Regions from separate parts of the Homo sapiens genome. Here region 1 is linked to region 2. The links are chromatin loops, found by intact Hi-C in ENCODE. Cell type or tissue: mammary epithelial cell. All regions are shown on one strand. Each heading gives the region's core, and the rest is flanking DNA. Links, peaks and the distances in the headings are about the cores only.

The links. Peaks named below come from ENCODE experiments on the same cell type or tissue, not always from the same donor. Only the 100,000 strongest peaks of a DNase experiment are listed, where the experiment ranks them.
Region 1: it touches region 2 in a loop (4-fold over the local background); 6 of 110 quality-filtered maps call a loop at or near these places.

The regions. Positions count from the first base shown.
Region 1 is chr11:73,923,217-73,938,332 of GRCh38, forward strand. It overlaps PAAF1 (proteasomal ATPase associated factor 1), which reads left to right. Exons shown (of 12, transcript NM_025155.3): 11 at 1,399-1,481; 12 at 4,069-7,898. The coding sequence ends at 4,146. Among named protein-coding and RNA genes, the nearest start is that of DNAJB13, 20 kb to the right of the region's middle. RefSeq lists enhancers at 3,186-3,685, 13,579-14,213 and a silencer at 9,406-9,656. In mammary epithelial cell, for the core only: a CTCF peak has its summit at 8,296 (motif pointing left); a DNase peak (open chromatin) is centred at 8,275.
Region 2 is chr11:73,656,762-73,671,877 of GRCh38, forward strand. It overlaps PLEKHB1 (pleckstrin homology domain containing B1), which reads left to right. Exons shown (of 8, transcript NM_021200.3): 7 at 3,992-4,091; 8 at 4,705-6,058. The coding sequence ends at 4,841. Among named protein-coding and RNA genes, the nearest start is that of PLEKHB1, 18 kb to the left of the region's middle. RefSeq lists enhancers at 3,520-4,364, 4,365-5,207 and a silencer at 4,270-4,441. In mammary epithelial cell, for the core only: a CTCF peak has its summit at 4,353 (motif pointing left); a DNase peak (open chromatin) is centred at 4,360; H3K4me3 peaks cover 755 bases.

The sequences.
Region 1 (15,116 bases), core at 4,714-12,713, 270 kb after region 2:
TGCTTGAATGTAGATTAACAGATAAATTTGGAAAACAGTTGTTCAGATTTCCAAAAAGTTTGAAAAGGTTAATGTCTGCTGATTCTTTTCCAGGTCTTTATATATACAAAGTCATAATCTTAATACAGAAAAAACTTTATGCATAAAGACATTCGTTTATGCACATGCTGTCAACCATGTAAAATAGGCACAAAAAAATAGATCAAAATGTTAACAGTAATTGCCTTTGAATGGTAGATTAGGGGTGATTTTTGTACCTCTGCTTTGTTTAGTTTTAAAGTTTTGTTCAGTGAGCATGTACTACTTCTATTTATTTATGTTTTTATGTATTTATTTTGAGACAGAGTCTCACTCTGTCGCCCAGGCTGGAGTGCAGTGGCACCATCTTGGCTCACTGCAACCTCTGCTTCCCGGGTTCAAGCGATTCTCCTGCCTCAGCCTCCTGAGTATCTGGGATTACAGGCATGCACTACCATGCTCGGCTAATTTTTTTTGTATTTTTACTACTTTTATATTAACAAAAAGAAATCACCTTATTAAGCAGTTTATAGATCACCCCTATGATTCATTTGTTTCATTTGTCCATGCTCTTTTAAGAATTAGATACACTTTTACTTTCTTAGTGTAACTGTCCTCTTTCTCCTAGTGTATACAGTCAAATTTACAGATTGAGGAATAATCTGGGAACATTTTAATAGGGAATATCTACACAAATGTTTCTTTAAAAAATGTTAAAGACATTTTTTAGACATTCCCTATTAAATATAATCTAGGATAAGTTTATAAATACACACACACACACACACACACACCTGTGGTTGCTTGCTCTGTGCCTTTGGCAGGCATTGCTAATCAAAGACATCTCTTTTTCCCACAGAACTTGCACTTGCTCTTCAAATCCAGCCCAGCTCAGCATTCTAGGCAGCCACTATAGATCATCATAATTGGCCCACATAGGCCGGGTATGGTGGCTCACGCTTGTAATCCCAGCACCTTGGGAGGCTGAGGCAGGTGGATCACCTGAGGTCAGGAGTTTGAGACCAGCCTGGCCAACATGGTGAAACCCCGTCTCTACAAAAATTAGCCAGGCGTGGTGGTGGGCACCTGTAATCCCAGCTGCTTGGGAGGCTGAGGCAGGAGAATTGCTTGAACCTGGGAGGTGGAGGTTGCAGTTTGCTGAGATCATGCCATTGTACTCTAGCCTGGGCAAAAAGAACGAAACTCTGTCTCAAAAAACAAAAAAAAAGTTGGCCCACGTAATAAGATCTATTTGCCATTCTGGGTCTTTGGACCATCTTCTTTACACTAGTGATCTACAGAAGCAAATAAAAATACTGAGTTTTTAAACTCTGGATGCAGTTTTCTCTTAGTTATATGAATTTTCTTTCTGCCTTTCAGGTGATGGAAGCTGTTTTATTGTCCAGCAAGACTTAGACTATGTCACTGAGCTCACTGGGGCTGACTGTGACCCTGTGTACAAGGTACAGGCCTGAGACGACACCAGACCTGGGTGATTCTCATGAGAGATCTAGGGCTTTTATGAGACTGAATCCAGATACCTTGTGGTCATTAGGGATGATAAAATAGTGCTTATTGTATAAGCAGTGTGGTAGGATGGCAAGAAATCAAGAGCTTAACTCAGAAGTGATTTCTGGGCCAGGCATGGTGGCTCACGCCTGTAATCCCAGTACTTTGGGAGGCCGAGACAGGTGGATCACTTGAGGTCAGGAGTTCAAGACCAGCCTGGCCAGCATGGTGAAACCCCGTCTCTACTAAAAATACAAAAAAATTAGCTGGGCGTGGTGGTACATGCCTGTAGTTCCAGTTACTTGGGAGGCTGAGGCAGGAGAATCGCTTGAACCTGGGAGGTGGAGGCTGCAGTGAGCCTCAAGATCGTACCACTACACTCCAGCCTGGGCAACAGAGTGAGACTCCATCTCAAAAAAAAAAAAAAAAAAACAAGTGACTTCTGGCTGACAGCTGTAACCCCAGCACTTTTGGAGGCTGAAGCAGGTGGATCACTTGAGCCCAGGAGTTTGAAACCAGCCTAGGCAATAAGATGAGACCCCCGTCTCTACAAAAAATACAGAAAAATTAGCTGGGCATGGTGGCACACACACCTGTAGTCCCAGCTACTCATTTGGGAGGCCAAGATGGGACGATTGCTTGGGCCTGGGAAGTTGAGGCTGCAGTGAGCTGTGATTGTACCATTGCACTCTAGTCTGGGCAACAGAGTGAGACCCTGTCTCAAAAAAAAAAAAAAAAAGTGACTTCATCACTTACTAGCTCTAGAAACTTAAAAACTTACTTTACCTCACTAGTCTGTCAATTCATCTGTAAAGATAGTAATCTGAAAACTCTTTGTAAATACATTCTATAAATATTATTCATTCTTATTATTATTAAGACTTCTAGACTGATTTTTTCATTTGATTCAAATAGAGAAAAACAAAAGGGGAATATTTATTGACCAGACACTGTGCTGAACGTTTTATATACGTTATCTCATGTAATCTTTGTTACTATTTGTTGAGGTGTAGGTATTACTATTCCTATTTTTTCCTATAATTTAAAAAAAGTTGTACAATTAATATCTGTAAAAGTTCAAACAATACAGAATGATACAGATTTAAAAGTCTCCTTTACGACCTTTTTGGTTCCCTTTCTCTTTTCCAGAAGTAACTAGCATTAAAAGTTTGGCACATATTTTTCAAGACTATTTTCAGAGAATTTGCACACTTACATCTTTATGTATTAATGTAAATAATATACTTTTATCTTCAGTTTGTACGTAATTGAGACTATCTCTATATATTGCCCTGTGACTTTTTTTTAATTACCATCTTAGAGCTGTTTCCAGGTAAATGCATATAGATCTATTTCTTTCTTTCTTTCTTTCTTTTTTTTGAGATGGAGTTTCGCTCTTGTTGCCCAGGCTGGAGTGCAATGGCGCGATCTCAGCCCACAGCAACCTCCGCCTCCCAGGTTCAAGCGATTCTCCTGCCTCAGCCTCTCGAGCAGCTGGGATTACAGGCATGCGCCACCACACCCGGCTAATTTTGTATTTTTAGTAGAGACGAGGTTTCTCCATGTTGGTCAGGCTGGTCTTGAACTCCCGACTGAGGCCTGCCTCAGCCTCCCAAAGTGCTCGGATTACAGGCGTGAGCCACCGCGCCCAGCCATCTATTTCATTTTTAAAAATTCTTGCGTAGTGTTCCGGCCGGGCGTGGTGGCTCATGCCCAGCACTTTGGGAGGCGGAGGGGGTGCGAATCACGAGGTCAGGAGATTGAGACCATCCTGGCCAACACGGTGAAACCCTGTCTCTACTAACAATACAAAAAATTAGCCAGGCGTGGTGGTGGGTGTGTGTAGTCCCAGCTACTTGGGAGGCTGAGGCAGGAGAATGGCGTGAACCCGGGAGGCGGAGCTTGCAGTGAGCCAAGATGGCGTCACTGCACTCCAGCCTGAGCGACGGAGCAAGAGTCTGTCTCAAAAAACAAACAAACAAAATTCTTGTGTAGTGTTCCATATTTTGAATCAACACATTTCCATTGTACAAATGAGGCAACTGGGGCCTGGGGGGTTGAGAAAGTTGCCCTAGGTCATGCAGCTAGTTGGTAGTAAAGCTGAGACTAACTCCAGAATTCATGCTGTTTTCCTTGAGGAGTTGATGAAATCCTCCTCAGAAAAAAAGACACATATTCAGAACATTTTTGCATCCAATTTTATAAGGTTCAAGAATAGTCAAGCCCATCTCTGAACCATCTCCTCCCTAGAGGCAGACCATCTGTGCTAAACCTGAACAATACTAATGGGTTTGCTTTCCACTTGGGCCAATTAGTTTCTCTGTTATATAGTCATGGTGCATCCCAACCATTGGTGATTGGGATGCATCCATCACTATGGGCCAACAATTTTTGTAAGCACATAATTATGGATGTAATTCTGTTGCCTTCATAAAGCCTTCTCAGACTCCATGGGACTAGTGTGTGTCAATCATAAGCCTCCATCTTTTTGAAATGGAAGAATCCCAGGCTTCCTTTGAACTGTGAATTCTTGTGTTTTAGGTAGCCACATGGGAGAAGCAGATCTACACATGCTGTCGAGACGGTCTTGTACGACGCTACCAGCTTTCTGACCTCTGACTTCTTGGAAAGAGCAGTCCCGGTTAGTGAAAAGGTTTGACCCTGATCAACAATGAGCAGAAACATCATCAGTCCTTCCCAAGGACCATGGCGTTTAATGTCTTGGGCACCCCTTGGAAATCACAGAAAGTCAGCTGTACTGGCCGTGTGGAACTCTCATCCCAAGACCTACTTTGAACTGAGTAAGAAGGTCATTGTGCCCACTGCATTTGTTCCAACTTCTCCTTGTATAAACTCACCCCAGCAACACAGGGCAAGGATATAGATGCTTTTAGTTTGTTCTTAAACCAGTTTTGTTAAATGTTTACAAGGACCTCAGTACTAAAGCCTGTTCTCTGGAGGAAATAAAGAAAATATGTTTGGAGGTGCCTGAATATGAAGAACTTTGTTAAATACTCTTACTCCAGCAAAAAGTTGGTCAGGACGATGGAATTCCTTCCTCAGCACTCCCTGTTGCCTGGCCATAGAGAAGGCCTGCTTGGCAGTAGCAATAAATGTCCTGTAAGCTGCCACCTGGGAGAGATTCTTATGCAGGTGGTAACCAACTGTCCCAGTTTGCTTGGAACTAAGGGGTTTTCTGTGACTTGAAACTTTCAATGCCAAAACTGGGGCAGTCTCAAACCAACATGATTGGTCAGCCTATATGTAGGTGAGGAAACTGAATCATAAGCATTGTAAAGGCATTGGCTGTCAAAGTGTGGTTCTTAGAACAGCAGCATCAGTATCACCTGGGAACTTGACAGGAAATAGAAATTGTTAGGCCCAATCCTAGACCTAAATCAGAAATTCTACGGGTGCAGCCAGCAGTCTGTATTTTAACAAGCATTCCAGGTGATTCTGATGTATGCTAAAGCTTGAGAGCCACTGATCTAGAGGAAGAGATGGTGGAGGGCACTTTAGTCACAGCTGGAACCCAGGGCTCAAAATGACAAGATCGGTCTGTAGGAGATGAGGCCACAGAGGTTGGCAGAGCCCAAATAGTGAAGGAGCACGAATGTTAGCTAAGGAGCTCAGACTTTACGTGGTTGGCAGTGGGGAACCACTGAAGGGTTTTAAGCAAGAGAATGGCATGGTCACCTCCTTTTTTCTCTAAACATAAAAATGGAATCATAATGTATGTATTCCATGGCTTATTTTCACTTAATGTCTCTGAGATTTTCCATCTCAGTACATGTAGACGTTCCTCATTCTTTTTTAACAATGTCCAGAATATGGATACCATATTATTTATATTTTTGAGATTATTAGAGAAAAGTTTCTTGAAAGATGTAACACTTGAGCTGGGACATGCAGATTAAGATTTTTATTTATTTAACGGAGGAAGGTCATTTCTGGCTGGGGTAATAATGTTGTTGACAGAGTTCTTTTTTTTGTTTTTTTTGAGACGGAGTCTCGCTCTGTCACCCAGACTGGTGCGATCTTGGCTCACTGCAACCTCCACCTCTCAGGTTCAAACGATTCTCCTGCCTCAGCCTCCCTAGTAGCTGGGACTGCAGGCATGCACCACCATGCCCGGCTAATATTTTTTTTGTATTTTTATTAGAGATGGGGTTTCACCATGTTGGCCAGGCTGGTCTCGAACTCCTGACCTTGTGATCCACCTGCCTTGGCCTCCCAAAGTGCTGGGATTACAGGTGTGAGCCACCGTACCCGGCCGGCCACCAGAGTTTTTAAAGGCGTATTCTCATGTAAATTTTTTTTTTTTAAAGACAGGGTCTTGCTCTGTTGCCCAGGCTGGAATGCGTTGGCATGATTACAGCTTCTGCCTTAACCTCCTGGGCTCAAGCAATCCTCCCACTTCAGCCTCCCAAGTAGCTGAAACCATGGGTGCACACCACCACACTCGGCTAATTTTTTAAATTTTTTGTAGAGACAGAGTCTCACCATGTTGCCCAGGCTGGTCTCAAACTCCTGAACTCAAGTATTCCTCCCACCTTGGCCTCTCATAGTGCTGGCATTACAGGCATGAGCCACGGCACTCAACCAGGAACTTTGTCTTAACTTTAAATCCCATTTTTTTCTACAACACCCTGTTACTTAAACCAAAGTGTAAAAAGAAAATACTGCAATTCATTTAATATCTACTCTGTTCTAGATACTATATTTATATATCTAATTCTTACAAGACTCAAAAAGCGAATGTTATTATTTGTTTTATTCCGATAAGGAAACTGAGACTCAATACATTAAATACCAGAGGCTTCATTTGGACCTTGGACAGCACCTTCTGCTGCACTGTGTAATCACAGGCAGGTAGCAAGAGACTTTTGTGACTAGAGCAATTTCATTTCAAGGTGCAGTTTGTGACAGGGTCAGGTAGACCAGAATGGACATATTCCAGAACTTAGAAACATTAAATCCTAGGAGCTCCAGGTGGAACATCTAAGAAGTCAGATTAAGAAAACAGGATGAGGCTGGGCATGGTGGCTCACGCCTATAATCCCAGCACTTTGGGAGGCCAAGACGGGTGGATCACCTGAGGTCAGGAGTTCGAGACCAGCCTGACCAACATGGAGAAACCCCGTCTCTACTAAAAATACAGAATTAGCCGGGCATGATGGCGCATGTCTGTAATCCCAGCTACTTGGGAGGCTGAGGCAGGAGAATCACTTGATCCCGGGAGGCAGAGGTTGTGGTGGGCTGAGATTGCGCCATTGCGCTCCAGCCTGGGCAACAAGAGTGAAACTCCGTCTCAAAAAAAAAAAAAAAGAAAACAGGATGAAATGGGCCGGGCGCAGTGGCTCACGCCTGTAATCCCAGCACTTTGGGAGGCCGAGGCGGGCGGATCACAAGGTAAGGAGATTGAGACCATCCTGGCTAACACAGTGAAACCCTGTCTACAAAAAATACAAAAAAATTTAGCCAGGCATGGTGGCAGGCACCTATAGTCCCAGCTACTTGGGAGGCTGAGGCAGGAGAATGGTGTGAACCTGGCAGGCAGAGCTTGCAGTAAGCTGAGATCGGGCCACAGCACTCCAGCCTGGGCGACAGAGCGAGGCTCTATCTCAAGAAAAAAAAAAAGAAAAAAAGAAAACAGGAAGAAATGTTGTCATTTATTTGTAGAATCTGAAACATTTGAACTCATAGAAGCAGTGAGTGGAAGAACCAGCGTGGTGGCTCACGCCTGTAATCCCAGCACTTTGGGAGGCTGGGGTGGGTGGATCGCTGGAGCCCAGGAATTGGAGACCAGCCTGCACAACATGAGGAAACTCTGTCTCTACTAAAAATACAAAACTTAGCCAGGTGTGGTGGTGGGCACCTGTAATACCAGCTACTAAGGAGACTGAGGCAGGAGAATTGCTTGAACCCAGGAGGTGGAGGGTGTAGTGAGCTGAGATTGCACCACTGCACTCCAGCTTGGGCAACAGAGCGAGACTCTCTCTCAAAAAAGAAAAAAAAAATATGTATATATATATGTATATATATATATTTATATATGTAGAAGCAGTGAGTAGAATGGTGGTTACAGAGACTCGGGGAGGAGGAATGGGGAAATGATGGTCATAGGGTGCAAAGTCTCAGGAGGAATATATTGTGTTTTGAGATCTATTGCATAGCATGGTAGATTGCTAAGAGTAAATTTCAAATGTTCTCAACCCAAAAAATGTTAAGCATTTGAGGTGATGGATATGTTAACTGGCTTCATTTAATTATTCCATATTGTATTTATAAGTCACAATAGGACTTTGTGGCCCATAATTATAAACAAGTATAAATTGTCCATTTACAATTAAAAATCAATTAAAAGAAAAGAGGATAAGGAGGGATATGGCTGAGTACACACAACACGTGAATGTCTGTGAGTTCTCATTCCAGGGCTCACTCTTCTACATTGCCACCACATTCGTCCGCTCCTTTTCATACGTCTCCAGAGTCGATGTCCTGGTTGTGATATATGCAGTGACCCTTGACAGCTGCTCTGAAATCCAGACCCAAACAGAAGGAAAGGAGACCAGCTCTCAGGTGCTCCATAGCCTTGTCCACTGTGAAAGGAAGGAGCCCCTGCTTTTAGCAGACAAAGCTTTTTCTTTTTTTTCTTTAGGATTAAGGAGTGCATTCTGGGTAAGGAACGGTAGGACACCGACAGCTCTACAGACTCAGTGAACTTCTGTGCTAGATGGTGTTTCTTGGCTTTGGGATGCCCCCTTGTGACTTCTTATGAGAAATAACCTTTCTCTCCAGACCTGAAAAGCTGGCAGCAGCAGCAGCAGCTATTCAGCATGTACTTGGTACCAGGCACAGGCCTCACAATAGGTAGATTTCTTTTCTAAACAATACTCTTTGTGCATATACTTTATGTTCTTTTTCTATTTTAACTTTTATTTTGCCAATAACCTTAAACTTGCAGAAAAATTGCAAAAATAGTACAAAGGATAGGAAACAAACATGAGAAATATTTAAAAATAATAAAAAGAATAAAAAAGAATAGCATCAAGGATTTCAGTACACCCTCACCCGAATCTCCCAGTTGTTGAATTTTTTTTTTTTTTGAGACAGAGTCTCACTCTGTCGCCCAGGCTGGAGTGAAGTGGTGCGATCTTGGCTCACTGCAACCTCTGCCTCCCGGGTTCAAGCAATTCTCCTGCCCAGTCTCCTGAGTAGCTGGGATTACAAGGGTGCACCACCACACCTGGCTGATTTTTGTATTTTTAATAGAGACAGGGTTTCACCGTGTTGGCCAGGTTGGTCTCAAACTCCTGACGTCAAATGATCCGCCCGCCTCAGACTCCCAAAGTGCTGGGATGACAGGCGTGAGCCACCGTGCCCAGCCCAGTTGTCAACTTTTTATTATGTTTGCTTTATCACTCTCTTTCTGTATATATGTACACAGGTTATATATGCTATATTTTTTCTGACTCATTTGAGAGTAATATGTAAATGTTACATTCTATTACTTTATTACCATTTGTGATGGTAAATTTTATGTGTCAGCTTGACTGGCCATGGTGCCCAGATGGTTGGTCAATTTTCTGGATGTTTCTTTCAAGGTATTTTTTTTTTTATGAGATGAACATTTAAAATCAGTGAATTTTGGGGCCAGGCAAGCTACTCAAGTCCAGCTACTCAAGAGGCTGAAGTAGGAGGATCGATTGGGCCCAGAAGGTTGAGGCTTCAGTGAGCCATGATCATACCACTGAGCTCCAGCCTAGGCAACAGAGCAATACCATGTCTCAAAAAATAAATGAATAAACTAAAATCAGGGGATTTTGAGTAAAGCAGATTACCCTCCATAGTGTGATAGTGTGAGTCGGCCACATCCAATCAGTTGAAGACCTTAATAGAACAAAGACTGTTGTCCCCCAAGCAAGAAGTTCTGTCAACAGACTGCCTTTGGACTCAGACTGCAGTTCTTCCCTGAGTCTCCAGACCATCAGCCTACTCTATCAGTTTCTGGATTTGCCAAGCTTCCTGTGAGCCAATTCCTTAAATGTCTCTCTCTCTTTCTATGTATATATACACATACACACACGTATCTATATGAAAACAGAACGTACACATCTTATTTGTCCGCCTTCTCTGGAGAGACCTGACATATGTCATTGTATGGATATACCGCATTTTGTTTATCCATTCGTCAGTTGATGAATGGGCTGACATTTGGGCTGTTTCCACTTTTTAGCTACTATGAAATACACTGCTAGCAGCATTCATGTGCAAGTTCTTGCGTTAACATATGCCTTCAGTTCTATTTGGTATATACCTAACAGTGGAATTGCTGGGTCATATGGTACCTATATTTAACTTTTTGAGGGGCTGCCAACTGTTTTCTAAAGTGGCTGTAACCATTTTACATCCTCTCTAGCAGTGTACGAGGGTTCTCATTTTTCCATGTCCTTGTTTTTTATTTATTTTATTTTTTTCTGAGACGGAGTTTCGCTCTTGTTGCCCAGGCTGGAGTGCAATGGCGTGATCTTGGCTCACTGCAATCTCCACCTCCTGGGTTCAGGCGATTCTCCTGCCTCAGCCTCCTGAGTAGCTGGGATTACAGGCATGTGCCACGACGCCTGGCTAATTTTTGCATTTTTAGTAGAGACAGGGTTTCACCATGTTAGTGAAGTGAACTCCTGACCTCAGGTGATCCACCTGCCCCAGCCTCCCAAAGTGCTGGAATTACAGGCGTGAGCCACCGCGCCCAGCCATGTCCTTGTTTTTTTCCATTTTTAAAGTTATAGTCTGTTGATGTTAAGGTGGTTAAAATGGTGTCTTCCAAGTTTCTCCACAGAAAATTAATAAGCATTTTGTGGGGAGCTACTTTGAAACTATATAAATATCCTGTTCCCATGAAACTTGCGTCAACTAGTTTTAGCATTCTTAGATGATTCTTGTCTGAATGAGTTATTCCCATGCTATTAATAATTGCCAAAGGGTGACTTTCTTATTCCATCATTCTTTCTATATTTATAATTAGCATTCTACCATAAGTTAGAACTTTCCCTTCTACCCCATTTATTTATTTAGTCATTTGCTTGTTTGTTCATTCGTAGATATATCAGTGTGGACTACTCATGGATTCATATTCTATGATTACAACTCATTCTTACTTTTATTTACTTTGATGTTAAAATTGTTCCAGTTTGGCCAGTGGACACTCCTTCAAGCTGGATCCTGTGTCCTTTTGACACGTTCCCATCATTCTCTGAGCACTTCCATATTTTCTGGTACCACAAGATGTTCCAGCCTCACCTTGTATTTTTCCAGCCCCATCCCTAGAACCAGTCACTTGTGTATGCGGCCTTGGTTCCATTTAGTAGATAATGGTATTCAGAAACCAAGATCCGGGCGCTAGTATACTTTGTTACTGGAGTGTTCCTGCTTCGGGGCCCTATCGGGGACAGTACATGAATGGCCCTTTCCACATCCATCGTTCTATAGTAAAAAGCATGAGTTCACACTGATGTCTCCAATTCCAGCCCACCTCCACAGGTTTTATTTTAGCCTTCCACGTATATACTTCCTTTCTTCAACAGTGAGGAACTTGCCTCTCATAATCCTCAATACCTCTCATAATCCACAGTACCTCTGTGAGTAACCAACCTGCCAGTACACAGCCCATCTCCTGTTTTACCCTCCCCCTGCACACATGGTTGTCACTCAGATGAGGTCTTCCTCTCTCCCTCCACCTCAGCCAGGCCTAGGCTGAGCAAGGCCTTCTCCCAACCCTCTGGATTTTCATTTTAATACATTTCTTTTCTAGTGGTAAGAGTGAAACAAATGACCAGCAAACGTGAAAAGATGCTCAACTTCATTAGTAATTAAACAAATGTAAATTAAAATTCAAAAGAAGGCTTGGTAATGCAAAAAAGGGTAATTCCATATTTTCATTTTGTAAATAGGAAAATGTGGCTAAGAAATAATTGTTTAAGGTCAGAAAACTAGTAGCTAACAGATAGGATTTGAACCTGGTCTTTGAGTCTACTGCCTCAAGGCTGAAGGAACATCTTCTATATGCTACATGCTTTCCTATAACTTTTATTATTATTATTCTAATTTTTTTGTAGACACGGGGTCTGGCTATGGTGCCCAGGATGGTCTTGAACTCCTGGCCTCAGCAACCCTCTGCCTCTGCCTCCCAAAATGCTAGGATTACAAGTGTCTGAAGTAGGAGGATCCATTGGGCCCACCTGGCCACCTATAACTTTATGTATTTTCCTACCAACCCTGTGTTACAGTTGATTGTTAATAATCCCATTTATGCGAACAAACTTAGGCTTAGGGCCATTAAGCAAGCTTGCTTCAAGTCATACAACTGGCAGGTGAGCTCGGCAGCATGAAGATTTGGTCACTTTCTGACCACTCAATTTACCCAAAACTTGCAGTTTATTTTTTAGCTCTTTAATTGACTTTTCTGTCCTTTGGCCCACCTCCAAAAGCGTGTTTTACTTACTCCAAATACACCTAAAGTAAGCCTTTTGCCTCAAATAATATGAAAGAGCTACTTCAAGGCAGGCCATCCTCTGTAACAGTGTGGTTTCAGAGACCCAGGAAAGTTCTTCAATATCTTAGGCACTAGTATCTGAAATGCCATCAGGGAACCAAGCTTTTCCTTCTGCAGTTAGAGATGAGATTTTTTTTGTTTGTTTTTTTAATTCAAGTAAGTTTATTTCTTTTTTTTTTTTTAAATGATTTAACTTTTATTCTGAAAAGCCTCCTGAATATTTATATCCCTAGAACGATACATAAGAATTGATCATCTTTCCTTATGGGAGGACTTTTTTCTTTTTTCTTTTTTTTTTTTTTTCTTTTTAATTTTATTTTTTTTTTAATTGATCATTCTTGGGTGTTTCTCACAGAGGGGGATTTGGCAGGGTCATAGGACACTAGTGGAGGGAAGGTCAGCAGACAAACAAGTGAACAAAGGTCTCTGGTTTTCCTAGGCAGAGTGTTTGTGTCCCTGGGTACTTGAGATTAGGGAGTGGTGATGACTCTTAAGGAGCATGCTGCCTTCAAGCATCTGTTTAACAAAGCACATCTTGCACCGCCCTTAATCCATTTAACCCTGAGTGGACACAGCACATGTTTCAGAGAGCACAGGGTTGGGGGTAAGGTCATAGATCAACAAGATCCCAAGGCAGAAGAATTTTTCTTAGTACAGAACAAAATGAAAATTCTCCCATGTCTACTTCTTTCTACACAGACACGGCAACCATCCGATTTCTCAATCTTTTCCCCACCTTGCCCCCTTTTCTATTCCAGAAAACCGCCATCGTCATCATGGCCCATTCTCAATGAGCTGTTGGGTACACCTCCCAGACGGGGTGGTGGCCGGGCAGAGGGGCTCCTCACTTCCCAGTAGGGGCAGCCGGGCAGAGGCGCCCCTCAGCTCCCGGACCGGGTGGCTGGCCAGGCGGGGGGCTGACCCCCCAACCTCCCTCCCAGACGGGGCGGCTGGCCGGGTGGGGGGCTGACCCCCCCACCTCCCTCCCGGACGGAGCGGCTGGCCGGGCAGGGGGCTGAGCCCCCCACCTCCCTCCTGGATGGGGCGGCTGGCCGGGCAGAGTGGCTCCTCACTTCCCAGTAGGGGCGGCCGGGCAGAGGCGCCCCTCACCTCCCGGACGGGGCGGCTGGCCGGGCAGGGGGCTGACCCCCCCACCTCCCTCCCGGACGGGGCGGCTGGCCGGGCGGGGGGCTGACTCCCCCACCTCCCTCCCGGACGGGGCAGCTGGCCGGGCAGAGGGGCTCCTCACTTCCCAGTAGGGGCGGCCGGGCAGAGGCGCCCCTCACCTCCCGGACGGGGCGGCTGGCCGGGCGGGGGGCTGACCCCCCCACCTCCCTCCCAGATGGGGCAGCTGGCTGGGCAGAGGGGCTCCTGGCTGGGCAGAGGGGCTCCTCACTTCCCAGTAGGGGCGGCCGGGCAGAGGCGCCCCTCACCTCCCAGACGGGGCGGCTGGCCGGGCGGGGGGCAGAGCCCCCCACCTCCCTCCCGGACGGGGCGGCTGGCCGGGTGGGGGGCTGACCCCCACCTCCCTCCCGGACGGGGTGGCTGCCGGGCGGAGACGCTCCTCACTTCCCAGACGGGGTGGCAGCCAGGCGGAGGGGCTCCTCACTTCTCAGACGGGGCGGTTGCCAGGCGGAGGGTCTCCTCACTTCTCAGACGGGGCGGCCGGGCAGAGACGCTCCTCACCTCCCAGACGGGGTCGCGGCCGGGCCGAGGCGCTCCTCACATCCCAGATGAGGCGGCGGGGCAGAGGCGCTCTCCACATCTCAGACGATGGGCTGCCGGGCAGAGACGCTCCTCACTTCCTAGATGGGATGGCGGCCGGGACGAGGTGCTCCTCACTTCCCAGGTGGGATGGCGGCTGGGCAGAGACGCTCCTCACTTTCCAGACTCGGCAGCCAGGCAGAGGGGCTCCTCACATCCCAGACGATGGGCAGCCAGGCAGAGACGCTCCTCACTTCCCAGATGGGGTGGCGGCCGGGCAGAGGCTGCAATCTCCGCACTTTGGGGGGCCAAGGCAGGCGGCTGGGAGGTGGAGGCCGTAGCGAGCCGAGATCATGCCACTGCACTCCAGCCTGGGCACCATTGAGCACTGAGTGAATGAGACTCCGTCTGCAATCCCGGCACCTCGGGAGGCCGAGGCTGGCGGAACACTCGCGGCTAGGAGCTGGAGACCAGTCCGGCCAACACAGCGAAACCCTGTCCCCACCAAAAAAACACGAAAACCAGTCAGGCGTGGCGGCGCGCGCCTGCAATCGCAGGCACTCGGCAGGCTGAGGCAGGAGAATCAGGCAGGGAGGCTGCAGCGAGCCGAGATGGCAGCAGTACAGTCCAGCTTTGGCCCGGCATGAGAGGGAGACCGTGGAAAGGAGAGGGAGAGGGAGACGGGAGAGGGAGAGGGAGAGGGAGAGGGAGACGGGAGAGGGAGAGGGAGACGGGAGAGGGAGAGCGAGGAGAGATGAGATTTTAAACACAGCACTCCTTTTTCCCTATATGAGTGATGTGAGATTCTTTTTTTTTTTTTTTTAATTGAGACGGAGTCTCGCTCTGTTGCCCAGGCTGGAGTGTAATGGCATGATCTCAGCTCACGGCAGCCTCTGCCTCCTGGGTTCAAGTGATTTCTCCCTACCTCAGCCTCTCGAGTAGCTGAGATTACAGGCCCCTGCCACCACACCTGTTTAATTTTTGTATTTTTTTCTGTAGAGACGGGGTTTCACCATGTTGGCCAGGCTGGTCTCGAACTCCTGAACTCAGGTGATCCACCAGCCTTGGCCTCCCAAAGTGCAGGGATTACAAGTGAGCCACTGCGCCCGGCCTGAGCCAGTGCACCCGGCCAGATGCTTTCTTAACATGTTTCCATTTGAGGGGAGTAAGAGGCTGACTGGTTGGGTGTGGTGGCTCATGTCTGTAATCTCAGCACTTTGGGAGGTGGTGGCGGGTGGATCACTTGAGCTCAGGAGTTCAAGATCAGCCTGGGCAACATGGTGAAACCTCGTCTCTACCACAAATTATTTAAAAAAAAAAAATCGGCTGG
Region 2 (15,116 bases), core at 1,277-9,276:
GTTTAGGAACTTACAAGCACTAATAACAAGTATTCATGTTCCACCTCTGGATGTTTTAATCTGGCATGGGGCCTAGGCCTAGGAAACCTGTAGTTTAAACCTGTCTCCTGGCCAGGCCTGGTGGCTGACACCTATAATCCCAGAACTTTGGGAGGCTGAGGCGGGCAGGTTGCAAGGTCAGGAGTTCAAGACCTGCCTAGCCAACATGGTGAAACCCCATCTCTACTAAAAGTACAAAAATTAGCAAGACATGGTGTAATCTCAGATACTCAGGAGGCTGAGGCAGGAGAATGGCTTGAACTCAGGAGGCGGACGTGGTTGCAGTGAACCAAGATCACCCCACTGCACTCCAGCCTGGGCAACAGAGTAAGACTCCATCTCAAAAAAAAAAATTGTCTCCTGATGACTCTGATGTGCAGAATCACTAAGCCTAGAAGTGCCTGGGCCACCAAATTGTATAGATGTGGCACTGTTAGATCCTCAGTGGCTTGGAGAGGTTACCTAACTTGATCAGGGTCACTCAACTCATCAATGGCAGGTCTGGGACTCCCAGCCCATCGTTCTGAGGTATTTTCCATGCCCAAACTAGGATGCAAGTTTGTTTAAAGTGGGGATGTCAAAAACTAGGATTTAACAGACTGTAAACCTAATAACACAACAGCTCAGCTAAGGGGAGTCATTTGCATGTGACCCCCTGATTGGTCAACACTGGTTGTACCCACAAAGTAGCTGGGCCTCTGGAGAGGGAGAGGCAGGTTCAAACCCTCAGGTTCTGCCCATGGGTCTCTGGGCTGTCCCTATTTGTTGCCAGGTGACTTATAGGAGTTTACTTCTGGGCCTCCCAGACGTGGAGAGTAAAAACAGGTGCCCTCGAGGGATATGGGGTGCTCCACCCTCTCCAGGGCCTCCCAAGGCCACTGGCTCACTGTGTAGCAGCAGGGCAAGGTGGAGGCTGTGGACCTCAACTTCCCCACCAATAAAATTGGACCTGAGAGCTTAGATCCCTCCAACCCCTTTTGGGCCTGGAGCCTGGATCTTGGCACTGCCTACCAGAAATCCCTATTGGATCACTGATGGGGAGGGAGCACCGTAGAGTTCACTGACTTACGACATTGCTTGTCTGAGCCTCTTGCATTGTCTTGGGACTATATGTTTTCCCTGACTTGAAACTGAACTCAGAGTTGGGCAACCTTAGTTCCAGTCTGGCCCTGTATTTGATTCACTGGAATGAATTCAATAAACATTTATTAGGTACCTGCCATGTTCCAGTCAGATCTGATTAGACCCAGTCTCTGCCCTCAAAGGCATCTCCAAGTCTGATGGGAGAGACACAGGGAAACAACGTGAAGACAGCATGATCGGTGCTGTGATGCAGGGACATCCAAGGGCTGTGAGTGTCCAGATGGGACCCCAACAGAACCTGAGGTTCAGGGAGAGTGATGCTTGAGTTGAGTCTGAAAGACAGGTTGAATGAGGTGAGAAGCATATCCCTAGCAAAGGAAAATGGCATGGAGATTTGAAATCACAAGGTGTGCTTGGAGACCTTCCCCTTACCACCAAACTTCTTGAAAGAGATGTCATGACATGGGGATTGCATCCTTCACCTCTCAGCCTTTCTTCAACCCTCCATAGCTTGGCTTTTCCTACTCAGCAACTCCTCTGAAAAGTTTTTTCAAGGTCACTCACAACTTCCAAGTTGCTAAAACCAGTGGCCTATTATCTTGGAATTGGCCAAAAGAATGGGCAGAAGAACACATTTAGAAGATAAAATCACGAGACCTGGTGGCTGATGTGTGGAAAGCAGATGTGTGAAGACAAGGGCAACAACCTGCTTTCTTTCCTTCTTTCTTTTTCTTTCTTTCTTTCTTTTTTTGAGACAGGATCTCCCTCTGTTGCCCAGGCTGGAGTGCAGTGGTGCAAACACTGCTCACTGCAGCCTCGATCTCCTGGGCTCAAGTGATCCTTCTGCCTCAGTTTCCCAAATAGCTGGGCCCACGGGCATGCATCACCACACTCAGCTAATTTTTTAATTTTTTGTAGAGACAGGTTCTTGCCATGTTGCCCAGACTGGTCTTGAACTCCTGCATTCAAGCAATCCTCCCGCCTCAGCCTCCCAAAGTGCTGGGATTACAGGCATAAGCCGCTGTGCCTAGCCTTTCTTGATTTGAGTGCATGGTGATGGCATGTACTGAGAGAAGCATTTATGGGGCTGGGTACTTTGGGAGGCCAAGGCGGGCAGATCACCTGAGGTCAGGAGTTCAAGACCAGCCTGGCGAACATGGTGAAACCCTGTCTCTACTAAAAATACAGAAAAATTAGCCAGGCGTGGTGGCAGGAACCTGTAATCTCAGTTACCTGGGAGGCTGAGGCAGGAGAATCGCTTGAACCCGGGAGGCGGAGGTTGCAGTGAGCTGATACCATGCCATTGCACTCCAGCCTGGACAACAAGAATGAAACTCTGTCTCAAAAAAAAAAAAAAGATTTATGGGAAAAGCAACAGTTTTAGCAGATGGAGAAATGTTGCAATCATCTTGAGATGAGTGGAGTTTGAGACACCTGGACTTCTAAGGGGAGCTGGACTGTTCAGGTGTGAATCCCAGTTAGAGAGAGATACAGGGTGGAATGGGGCTAAGAGGAAAGATCCAGAAGAGAAGGGGATCCTGACCCCTCTCCAGGTCTGCTCCCCCATGGGTAAAATGAGGGGTTTGGAGTTTCCATTTAATTCAGCACATAGTTCTTGGTTCCTGGTATGCACTTGGCCCTGCTGGTGACACAAACAAATCAGAGTCCTTGTCTACAAGCAGCTCACATTTGGGCTGCAAGAAAGGCCAGGAGAAAGGATAGCAACAAGAGGCACAAGCAAGATCCACAGAATTCAGGGAAAAAAAAAATTCTTCCTGAGACCAGGAGAGCTTCCTGGAGTGGAGTGGGTGACCGTTGAGCTAGGCTTTGAAGGGTTGGCAGAAATCTAATGGGAGAGAGGGGAGGGCAGGGAATGCATTCCAGAGAGAACACTGACCATTCTCTGAGCCTCAGTCCCCAACCCTATGGTCATGTGGAGCTAATACCTGCTTTAAGGATTAGAGGTGGTGTAACACACGTGATCACTTCCTTCAGGACCTGGTACATAGTAGGTGCTCAATAATCGTTACAGCCTAGTGCAGCCTAACAATTTTGGGTCAATGATGGACCACATATACAAAGGTGGTTCCATAAGATTATAATGGAGCTGAAAATTTCCTATCACCTAGTGATGTTGTAGCCATGATAATGTCGTAGGGCAATGCATTACATTTTCTACATTTATATATGATTAGTTAGATAACAAATACCATTGTGTTACAATTGCCTACAGTATTCAGGGCAGTAGCCTGCTGAACAGGTTTGTTGGCTTGGAGCAATAGGATATACCATATACTCTAGGTGTGTGCCACCTAGGTTTGTTTGTAAGTACACTCTATGATATTCACATAACTAAAATTGCCTAAGGACGCATTTCTCAGACTGTATCCCTGTTGTTTAAAAGACGCATAACTGTATTTTAGTTACTTCTCATCCCTATCCTTCCTTTCCCTTCCTTCCTCCCCAACCCCTGTTTATTTCCTGGGCCTGGGGCTTGGCCATGTTCCCCTCCTTGTGACTAGTAGAGCTGGGTCTTTCAAGTGGCATTATTGTAGAGCTGCTAGCAAATATTAGACTACCTATAAGGAGAAATTGGGAGCCATAGAGAATTTTTTGAGCTAGGTGGGAGGCCAGAGTTGGAGAATGGGTGTCACTGGGAGCTGGATGTAGGGCAGAAGTTTTAGAGGACCGTGGACCTTGTGGGGAGGGCAGGGCCTTTCTCCAAGAGCTTGCTAGTGGCTGGAGGCCCATTTCTAAACTTGGGGAGGTGGCTCCATGGATCCCAGAGAGGCCTGTGCCAGGCGTGGGGGTAGGGGACCAAATCCGGGCCAGGGAGTTCCTGGGCACCTGACATGGTTGGATTCCCCAGGTGCGCGTCTACAGCCCGTACCAAGACTACTACGAGGTGGTGCCCCCCAATGCACACGAGGCCACGTATGTCCGCAGCTACTACGGACCGCCCTACGCAGGTAAGTCTCCAGCGTGCCCCGGGGCTTGCCTCGATCCAGCACCGATTCAGCGCCAGGCCCAGCCCACGGTCCGTAAGTCCGGACCAGGCTTCATCCTTTTAGCGTGCACGGATTTTCCCAGGCAGAACTCTCCGCAAGCCCCTCTCCATCCTGAGACTGGGAGAGCTCTGGAACCAGCGTTCGTCTCGAGCTGACCTCACCCTTCTGGGATGGCTCCTCAGCCCTGCGGTCGGCAATACCCATTCCTGAGCCGGTAGCGGCCCCTGGTGGCTACTGCGGGAATGCTGCCTCCTCCCCGCTCTGGGGCCTGGCGGTTGGGAATGCCCATCGTTAGGCGCCTGGTGGTTGTGCTTAGCGATCTCAGGGTTTCCTCGCTGCTCCGCCCTAGCCTGCCGTAGCGGACCCGTAGGTTCCGGGACATCCGTAGCCGATCCAAGGCCTGGGAGCCGTAGGGTGGAGCTCTTCCCGCGTCTAGATCTGTTCTTTGACTGGGGAGCAGGAGAGTGGGTTCGGCGCCTTACACTGGGTTGGGCTGGAGTGATGCAGGAAGGGTACGAAGATCACTCTACTCCCTCCTAAGTCGCTGATCCTCATGGGCTGTCTCCCTCTGCAGGCCCTGGCGTGACGCACGTGATAGTGCGGGAGGATCCCTGCTACAGCGCCGGCGCCCCTCTGGCCATGGGCATGCTTGCGGGAGCCGCCACTGGGGCGGCGCTGGGCTCGCTCATGTGGTCGCCCTGCTGGTTCTGAGCCCTGGGACTCGGAGCACTGACCCCTGCGCTTGGATTGCTAGACTCCTCTTCCTCCTGGACCCCATCCTCTACCATCCAAGCCCTGTCCCACTTTGGCCCTATCCTCTCCATTAGCTCCTTCCGGGTTTGGACCATTCCCCCCACTCCCTACCCTTAATCCCCACATGGGAAGAAGCTATCATCACAGGTACAAACATCGCTTGAAGTCTTCACATCTACCACTAGACACCCCCAAAATCTGTTATAGACATTTATGGATACATTTCCTCTAAACACAACAGGGCACAGCAAATACGACTTCATTTGGCTTCGAGTTCCCCAGGCGCTGTAGACACAACATGAATCGGGCTCTCTGCTCTCTCCTTAGGGAGCTCGAGTCCTGGTGGGGAGAACAGGAGTAAACAAGGACTTGACAAAGCTGAAGAGTTATCAGTCCTTTGACAAGGACAGGTGGGGCAGGGAGCAAGACAGGTAGGCTGGAAGAACAGTTATTGGCAAGTATGCAGAGCCGTGAACGTCATGGCATGTCCAAGGAATTAAATGGGAGTTCATTTGGGCTGGGGTGGAGGCTGGGATCAGACCGTGGTGGGCCTTCAAGCTAAGGAGCTTCCTAGGTGAAAGGGGAGATGTGAGCCTTCTCTGGAGGGAAGTTTCATGATTGCATCTATAATGAATATATTGCCTGTTTTGTGAATACTGACACATGTCCATACCTAAAACACTCCTGAGTCAAGTCCCATCCTTCCCACAAACAGCTTCCTGGCTGGTACCCATGATAACAATTGAGCTGAACCTGGGGACCCCTGGTTGGGGAACAGGTGAGTTCTATTTGAGACTTCCAGCCCTAGAAAGCTGCCTCCGTCCAGAAATGCCTCTCACACCAGGAGCTCGGCCCTCTCTTTGTAGCTGTGACTGTCACCCTCTCAGGCTTTGTCTCATCCTTCATTCTGAATAAGATGGCAGTGTTCTCCTCTGGGGCCTGATCCACCTCTACACCAGCCCAGGAAGCCCCATCTGTGCCTGCCCTCAGGTGGTCCACCAGTCTCCCCCTTTGGTTCCCTTCCAGTCTCTTCCCCCTTTCTATCCCAATCACCAATAGAAATGCTAACATCCCTGCCTGGTAGCCAGACTAGCCCACTAAAGCTCCCCTGTAAATGGGGGCTCCATTAGTTCTGCTGCCGAGACTAATAAAGATTTGGTTGGCTCTAGCAGTAACTGTGGCTTGCTTTGTTCCCCCAGAAGGCCCTGTTTCCCTCTCCATGATCCAGCAGCTACTAGTGCCTTCACTGGTCTAGTGAAAAAGAGTGTGGATTCTGAGATCAGTTGGAACTGGTGACAGCATATTAGCTGAGTCATTTGGGGCAAGTCACTTAACCTTTCTGGATTTTGTTTTCCCTACACTTAAGGTAGCTGGTTGAAGTTGACCATTCCTGAGGGCTCAAGAGGAGGGACTGCCTTGGAGTCTCTGTTGTCTGAGCTGATGGATGATCCAAGCCAGGTCCTGCCTGCTTTCTGAGAATCCTGTTCATGTTGGAGTCTTTTCCAGTAGGTTCCCATCCTTCTAGAGTTGAATCAATGAATTGTTCTCATAGAAAACCAGGTGGTCAGGAAAGGAAACACCATCATCCTGCATCAGGCTTCTTGGGGCTGTCAGATAGAAACTCCCTGTTCAAACTGATTTAAGCCAAAGGGAAAAGGTTAAGCCACATAACTGAGAAGTCCAAGAGCTGTGTGATCCAGGGGCTCAAAGAGTGTCACTTAGACTTTGCTTTGTTTCCATCTTTACACCTGCAGGGCTGGCTCATTTGGAAGCTGCAGTGATGTTCAGCAGCTCCAGGCTAATGCCCTCCTGAGTTCAAGTCCAACCAAGAGAATTTCTCTTCCTCTAACAGTATGACTGAAAGTCCTGGGCCTGGTAGACATCAGTCTAAATTGGGTCCTGTGGCCATCCCTGCATCAACCCCAGTGGTCTGGAAACGGATGGTCTAAAATAACAGGGCTTACAGCAGGGGTGGGATGGTGTCCCAGAGGAAATTCAGGGCACTGTTCCCAGAAGTAGGATGAATAGATGAAAGCTGGTTGGCAAAAATATCAGGTATTCACCTCAGCCACAGTTCCAGAGACACCAACTTAGAGGTGAGACATGTATAAAAACAGCAATGATTGAATGAAGTTACAGAGGAACGTGGTGCAGTTGGAGCTCTGAAGAGGAGGCATGCAACTCTGCCAAGGGAACTAGGGAAAGCTTTGGGACAGGAAGTGGAAATTTATTTTGAACCTTGAAAAATGAGTAGGAGTTTGCCAATCTGAAAAAGTTGGGAGAGCTTTCCACACAGAGAACAGATGGAAGAAATGGTATGAGCAAAGGCATTAGAGGCTTGAGAGCACCCTGAAGTTCAGGAACCAGTCTCATGCTATAGCAGGTCGCATGGTGAGAGGTGGTGGATGAGGTCAAACTATAAGGAACCTCTTGGGCCAGGCTACTGAACACAGGGCATAGTCCAGTATGTGGCCCCGGCTTAAGGACAAGCATGGATGCAAGAGGAGCCTCTTGAGAAAACCAAGGTCTGTTAGCATTTGTGCAGTCAGAGGTTACATACCCTGGGTATCCTAAGGCCTGTACTGTGTTCAGGGGACCCAGCAGTGCATCAGACCCAGTCCATGCTTTGGAACTTCAGCCTTAATTTTTTCTTTTGTTTTGCTCCCCTCCTTTCTCCTCCTCACAGCCTTAATTTTTTCTATTTTTGTCTTTCCTCCTCCCCTCCCCTCCCTTCCCCTCCCTTCCCCCTCCCTTCCCTTCCCTTCCCCTCCCCCCCTCCCCCTCCCTTCCCCTTCCATTTCCTTCCCTTCCCCTCCCCCACTCCCCCCTCCCCCTCCCCTTCCCCTTCCCTTTCCTTTCCTTCCCTTCCTTTGCAGCAGTGAGAAGTGGGGAGAGAGAACAGAGTTTGATCTGTAACTGACTATGAACAGTCAATTGAGATAACTCACTACCTTCAGCCCAGCCTCAGCCTTAATTTTCTCCCAGATGGACCCAGTTACCCTGTCAGTCCTTTAGTGGCATCCCCATTACGCCATCTCATTAGAGGGTGTCCTGCATGCTCCTGCAGGGACATCTCTGAGTTTGGCTCTGGGAATGACCTTTCCTCTTACTCTCCGGCACAGTCTCAGGACTTTTAGAGATCAATATGTAGGAAGAGCCCAAGCTATCTAGAGTCCTTTCCCAAGAATGTGGGTTAAACAAGGATCAGGGAGCTGGCTGGGCAGGGCATTTGAGATCAGACAGAGCTGGGGACATTGCCATTCATTGCCCAAAGCTTCCCCTGCTTTATCTCATAGGTCTTTGCAACAACCCCATGGGCCTGGTGTTACTATTCTTATTTTACCTACAAAGAAACAGATGCAGAGAAGGAAAGTAGATTGTCCAAGTCATGCATGCTGTGTCAGAATCTGGATTCAAATGCAGGTCACTTGACCTTGTCTACCACACCACACTGCTTCTGCACTATAAATCCTGTGTGGCTCATTACCTGGCAGGAAAGTAATTCCCAGAGAGGAGGTCAACTGTATAACACAAATATCTCTTCTCTTTTCCTTTAGCAAATGCTTTCCTGAGAAGTTTTGTTGGCAGACAGGGCTGAGAGCTGGGTACTGGAAGATGAATGAGATTTGGGCCCTACATTCAAGGAGTTTGTGCATGTGCGTGCGTGCGTGTGTGTGTGTCTGTCTGTCTATCCCAGACATGGGCACAGACTATGACAACATGGGCTGTGGGAACTGGTAGCCCTGAGGCTGTAGGGTCACAGAGAAAGCAGCCCTTAACTCAGGTATGGGTGGAAGTGTCTTAAGCTAGATGTAAAGACAAATGCTCTTCCAACTATCGTCTTGTGGGAGTTGCTAACTTAGATGAAGAGGAAACAAGAACTAAAGCAGCACTCAGTGCCGAGAGTTCTCTGGGTGAGGCTGGATCTGCAGTGTGATGGGTGGAAACGGGGGTCAGCAAGGTCAAACCGTCAGGGGCCTTGGATGCCAGGGAAGGAGCTTGAACTATATACTAACTTCCAGGCCATGGAATGCCTCCAAAAAATTTGAAGCAAAGGAAGGACATGGTTGAACCTGGAAGTTCGATCTCACACACACAAAAACAGACATTCATTCTCATAGACAACATGGTCTCAACCCAGACAAAACCATCTCTGCAAACTGTCTGAGCAGCCCAGGTACTGCCTGGCCACTCATAGCCAGCTCACTGGGGGTGCTCAACTCCACATCCATTCCTGAGACCACCTGCCTCCATCAGCCCCTACTAGAGGAGATTCTGTAGATAGCAAGGGTCTGTGGCACTCTGAGCATCCTGGCAGTGAGCACTTCTCCAAAATCAGGTATATGACTCAGTCTCAGAACTAGAGCCCTACATTCAGAATACCTGGCTGGATATGACCCTCGATGCCCTCTAAAATGGATTTGTCTCCCCTTTGCCCCACCTGAAAGGGACCATGCTACTGCTTTCTGCCACCCATAGGGACTGGGAGTACTCTTACCCTTTCCCTTTCCTGCCCTTGTGGGATAGCTCAGTCTGTGAGACCTCCTTCCTCAGGAGTTGAGATCTACCTCCTGAGAACTCCCAGGGTTGGGTCCCAGATTTACTTCTGACCTCAGATCAGTGTTCCCCAACCTTAGAATTTCCCACAGAGGTTTGCAGATATCTTAAGTGGTCATCAGGAGACTTCATTGTCAGAATCATGGTCCAATCAGTCTATCACCCTTAAACCTGAAGCACAGAACCCTGAGGTTTGACCCTTTCTAGGTTGGTCACAAGCCTTGGGGATGGAGAGGGGTAACAAGCTAAGGCCAGGATATGCTTAGGCAGGAACATATACTGAATATAGAAAGAGTTCCAACTACAAAGCAGATGTCAGCCTCTGTCCTCTCAGATTGTCACCATCTGGCTGGGTGTGGTGGCTCACGTCTGTAATCCCAGCACTTTGGGAGGCTGAGGCAGGTGGATCACTTGAGGTCAGGAGTTCAAGACCAGCTTGGCCAACCTGGTGAAACGCTGTCTCTACTAAAAATACAAAAATTAGCCGGGTGTGGTGGCAGGCACCTGTAATCCCAGCTACTGAGGAGGCTGAGGCAGTACAATCGCTTGGACTCGGGAGGTGGAGGTTGCAGTGAGCTGAGATGGCGCCACTGCACTCCAGCCTGGGCAACAGAGTGAGACGCCTTCTCAAAAAAAAAAAAAAATCACCTTCTTCTAGTATATCGGGGAGGAAGGAGGCCTTCTCCACTGGCCAGCTGCTCTCCCCCACACCTTAGTCTGTCTGGACCCACTGGTTACCATTTGAACATCTTAGTGAGATTCTCTCACATGGATGCCTGTTCTCTCTACCTGGACACCAATTATGGGATCAATGTGGGGTGGTTTTCCTTTACTGCCCGAGTTTTCATTCTCCATGTCATCACCAGCCCCAACAAAGCACGTGCATCAGACTTCATAGAAATGGTGGAGTAACAAAGGAAAAAGAAGGAAATGAAAAAATAAAATGAAATTACTCTTTATCCCCCCAGTAAGGGGACAGGTTTTTAGTTCACTTGCAGAAGTTCCTACTTCCTCACTTCAATCCCCTGTCCTCTGTTCTGGCTTTCTCCAAAAACCTCTCCACATTTGTGCTTTCCAGTCACCCCAATGAACAAAGCAATGAGTGCAAATAGATGTTCCCGATGCAGTTTGCTTCAAAATCTCTCCACTAGTAGGACTGCAACATGAATTTTTAATTCTTCCAGCTGTCCAGTAGACAATTTTTAAATTATTCACACACACATTAAGACAGACATTAATCCTCATAGACAAAACACTCTAATCTGGAGGTGGCCTATGGACGACATCTGGCTCACAAATTGTTTTGTCTGGTCAGCACATAGTTTTTAAAAAGTTTTGAATTAAAATGGGCAAAGATGAAAGAGACAGATGACATTAAGTACTGACATGGAGTCTCATACACTTCTGGAATAACTGTAAAGTTAAACTGGTACAATTGCTTTGGAAACTGATTGGTAAGGCCAAGTATATGCATATATTATAACGAATCAATTCTACTCCTAGGGTGCACCCAACAGAAATGTGTACTTACCTTCACCAAAAAGTAGGTAGAAAAGTGTTTATAACAGCAATGGAAAAAACTTAAATTCTACAGGATAAATCTACTGGTAATATTCACAAAATGGAATAATAGTCAACAGAATTAATTATTCACAAGTATATGCAAAATTATGAATGTAATAAAAAATACACCAAAAAAGCAGAGAGGACAGGGAGTGGGGGTGGGACAGTAGAATGATACTCTGGTAAATTTCCTTTCACAAAATACCTTATGTGAAGTAGTACAATATTAAGTATATGCTGATAAGTCAAAGATGCACATTGGAGTCCCTAGATCAACTGGAAGCCAGGTTTCTCAGTGGTGAAGTAGAAATTTACAGATAAGCAAAGGGAGGAAGCTAGAATGATTCATGTGGTAATGGATTACAGTTGGAGACATCAGTATGAACTCATGTCTAGCTTGACATAGAGACGGGATTATATACAGAAATATTTACAGATATGTGTATATACACATCAGTACATACATATATTTCCTTCATCTGCCAGCTGAGAGAGCCTCAAAGAAATGAATACACCTAGGCTGGGCACAGTGGCTCACGCCTGTTATCCCAGCACTTTGGGAGGCCAGGTGGGTGGATAACCTGAGGTCAGGAGTTCAAGACCAGCCTGGCCAACATGGCGAAACTCCATCTCTACTAAAAATACAAAAATTAGCTGGGCGTGGTGGCATGCGCCTGTAATACCATCTACTAGGGAGGCTGAGGCAGGAGAATAATTTGAACCTAAGAGGCAGAGGTTGCAGTGAGCCGTGATCGTGCCACTGCACTCCAGCCTGGCTGACAGAGCGAGACTCTGTCTCAAAAAAACAAAAAATAGCCGGGTGTGGTGGTGGCACGCACCTATAATCCTAGCTACTTGGGAGGCTGAGGCAGGAGAATCACTTGAACCTGGGAGGCAGGGGCTACAGTGAGCCGAGATCACACCATTGCACTCCAGCCTGGGCAACAGAGTGAGACTCTGTGTCCAAAAAAAAAAAAAAAAAGAAAGAAAGAAAAGAAAGAAATGAACACACCTAGCCCCACATCTTTTGTGTTTGTTTGTTTTTTGAGACGGAGTCTCGCTCTGTCACCCAGGCTGGAGTGCAGTGGCATGATCTCAGCTCACTGCAACCTCCGCCTCCCGGGTTCAAGCAATTCTCCTGCCTCAGCCTCCTGAGTAGCTGGGACTACAGGCACGCACCACCATGCCCAGCTAATTTTTGTATTTTTAGTAGCGACGGGGTTTCACCATGTTGGCCAGGATGGTCTCGATCTCTTGACCTCGTGATCCGCCCGCCTCAGCCTCCCAAAGTGCTGGGATTACAGACGTGAGCCACCACACCTGGCCCCACATCTTCATGTCTAATACCAATTCTCCAGTCAAAGAAATCAGCGATCCTTGGAGAAATGGCTGATTACAGGACTGGATAAAGAAGTATCCATGATGAGCCTGGAGCATCATATACTGCCATAAAGAAGAACTCAAAAGACCAAAACAAATGCACATCGATGGGGGTACATCGAAGGGGCAAAAGAACTGAAAGAGCTGGAACAATCTGGGCAACCAAATAAAGTAGTATTAGATTATAACCCAACGTATAAAATAAGTATCCATGAGTCCATACTGATATAAATTACTGAACATTTGAATAAATAAATGGGGGAGAAGAGACAAATCTCCCTTGGAGAATTACAAACAATTTACATAGATATTCCCCCCTAAAGAAGAACAAATCCCAACTCCTTAAGTATGGACTGCACATAGAGATATCCTTTAAAGAACAGAGATGGAGGCCGGGTGCGGTGGCTCACGCCTGTAATCCCAACACTTTGGGAGGCCGAGGCGGGCGGATCACGAGGTCAGGAGATCGAGAACGTCCTGGCTAACACGGTGAAACCCCATCTCTACTAAAAATACAAAAAATTAGCCAGGTATGGTTGCAGGCGCCTGTAGTTCCAGCTACTCAGGAGGCTGAGGCAGGAGAATGGCCTGAACCCAGGAGGTGGAGCTTGCAGTGAGCCGAGATTGCGCGACTGCACTCCAGCCTGGGCAACAGAGCGAGACTCCGTCTCAAGAAAAAAAAAAAAAAAAAAAGAATAGAGATGGAAATGCAGTAGGTGAGAAGGTGACTTTTTTTTTTTTTGGAGATGGAGTCTCACTCTGTCGCCCAGGCTGGAGTGCAGTGGTGTGATCCTGGCTCACTGAAACCTCCGACTCCCTGGTTCAAGCAATTCTCCTGCCTTAGCCTCCGGAGTAGCTGGGATTACAGGCACGTGCCACCACGTCCACTTAATTTTTGTATTTTTAGGCGAGAAGGGGTTTCACCATGTTGGCCAGGATGGTCTCAATTTCCTGACCTTGTGATCTGCCCACCTCAGCCTCCCAAAGTGCTGTGATTACAGGCATAAGCCACCGCGCCTGGCCTATATATTCACCTTTTAATGGGCATTTGGGTTGTTTCTAGTTCTTGGCAATACTAGCTACTATGAATTTTGTGTACAAGTTTTTTTGTTTGTTTTTGTTTTGAGACAGGCTGGAATGCAGAGGCAAAATCACAGCTCACTGCAGCCTCGATCTCCCAGGCTCAAGCAATCCTCCCACCTCAGCCTCTCAAGTAGCTGGGATCACAGGTATGTGCCACCACACCTGGCTAATATTTTTATTTTTGTAGAGATGGGGTCTCCCTATGTTGCCCAGGCTGGTTTCAAATTCCTGGGCTCAAGTGATCCTCCCGCCTCAGTCTCCCAGAGTACTGGCATTATGAGCATGAGCCACCACGCTCAGCCTGTGTACAAGTCTTTGTATGGACACATGCTTTCATGTCTTGTGGGTAAATATTGAGGAATGGAATAAATGGGTTATATGACAAACATATTTAACTTTAAATGATGTCAAGCAACTTTTTTTTTTTTTTGAGACACGGTCTTGCTCTTTCACCCAGGCTGGAGTGCAGTGGCCTGATCTCGGCTCACTGAAACCGCCTCCCAGGTTCAAGCGATTCTCCTGACTCAGCCTCCTGAGTAGCTGGGACTACAGGCGTTCGCCACCACGCCTGGCTAATTTTTGTATTTTTAGTAGAGATGGGGTTTCACCACGTTGGCCAGGCTGGTCTCAAACTCCTGACCTCAAAATGATTGAGCTCCACTGCACTCCAGCCTGGGCAACAGAGCAAGACTCTGTCTTAAAAAAAAAAAAAAAAATCATCCCTCAAAGTCTTAACTCTTCTAGCATCAACTCAATCAAAAGTCCAAAGTCCATAGTCTCTTCTGAGACTCAAGGCAAGTTCCTTCCTCGTATGATTTTCTGTAAGATCAAAAACAAGTTATTGGCTCACACTTGTAATCCTAGCACTTTGGGAGGTTAAAGCAGGTGTACTGCTTGAGCCCAGGAGTCCAAGACCAGCCCAAGCAACATAGTGAGACCCCATCTCTACCCAAAATACAAAAATCAGCCACGCATGGTGGCACGTGCCTTGGTCCCAGCTACTTGGGAGGCTGAGGTGGTAAGATTGCTTGAGCCTGGGAGGGAGAGGTTGCAGTGAGCTATCATGCCACTGCACTCCACCCTGGGCGACAGAGCAAGATCCTGTCTAAACAACCACCACCACCACCATCAACCACCCCCCGACCAAAAACACAAGTTATTTACTTTGAAGACACAAGGGTGGTATAGGCATTGAGTAACATTCCCATTCCAAAAGGGAGAAATCAGCCAAAAGAACAAGGCAATAGGCCTGAAGCAAGCCTGAAACCCAGAATGACAGACATTAAACCTTAAAGCTCCAAAATAATCTCCTTTGACTCCATATCCCACATCCAGGGCACATTGATGCAAGGGTTGGCCTCCCAAGTCCTTAGGCAGCTCCACCTCTGTGGCTGCTGTCACAGGTTGGAGTTGAGTGTCTGTGGCTTTTCTAAACTCAGGGTGCAAGCTACTGGTGGCTCTAGCATTCTGCAGTCTGGAGGGCAGTGGCCCCTCTTCCCACAGTTCCACTTGGCATTGCCCTGGTAGTGACTCTTTGTGGGGGCTCCCATACCACATTTCCCCTCTGCACTGCCCTAGTAAAGGCTCCGGTGGGGGCTCTGCCCCGTGGCAGTCTTCTGCCTGGGCACCTAGGCTTTCTCATACATCCTC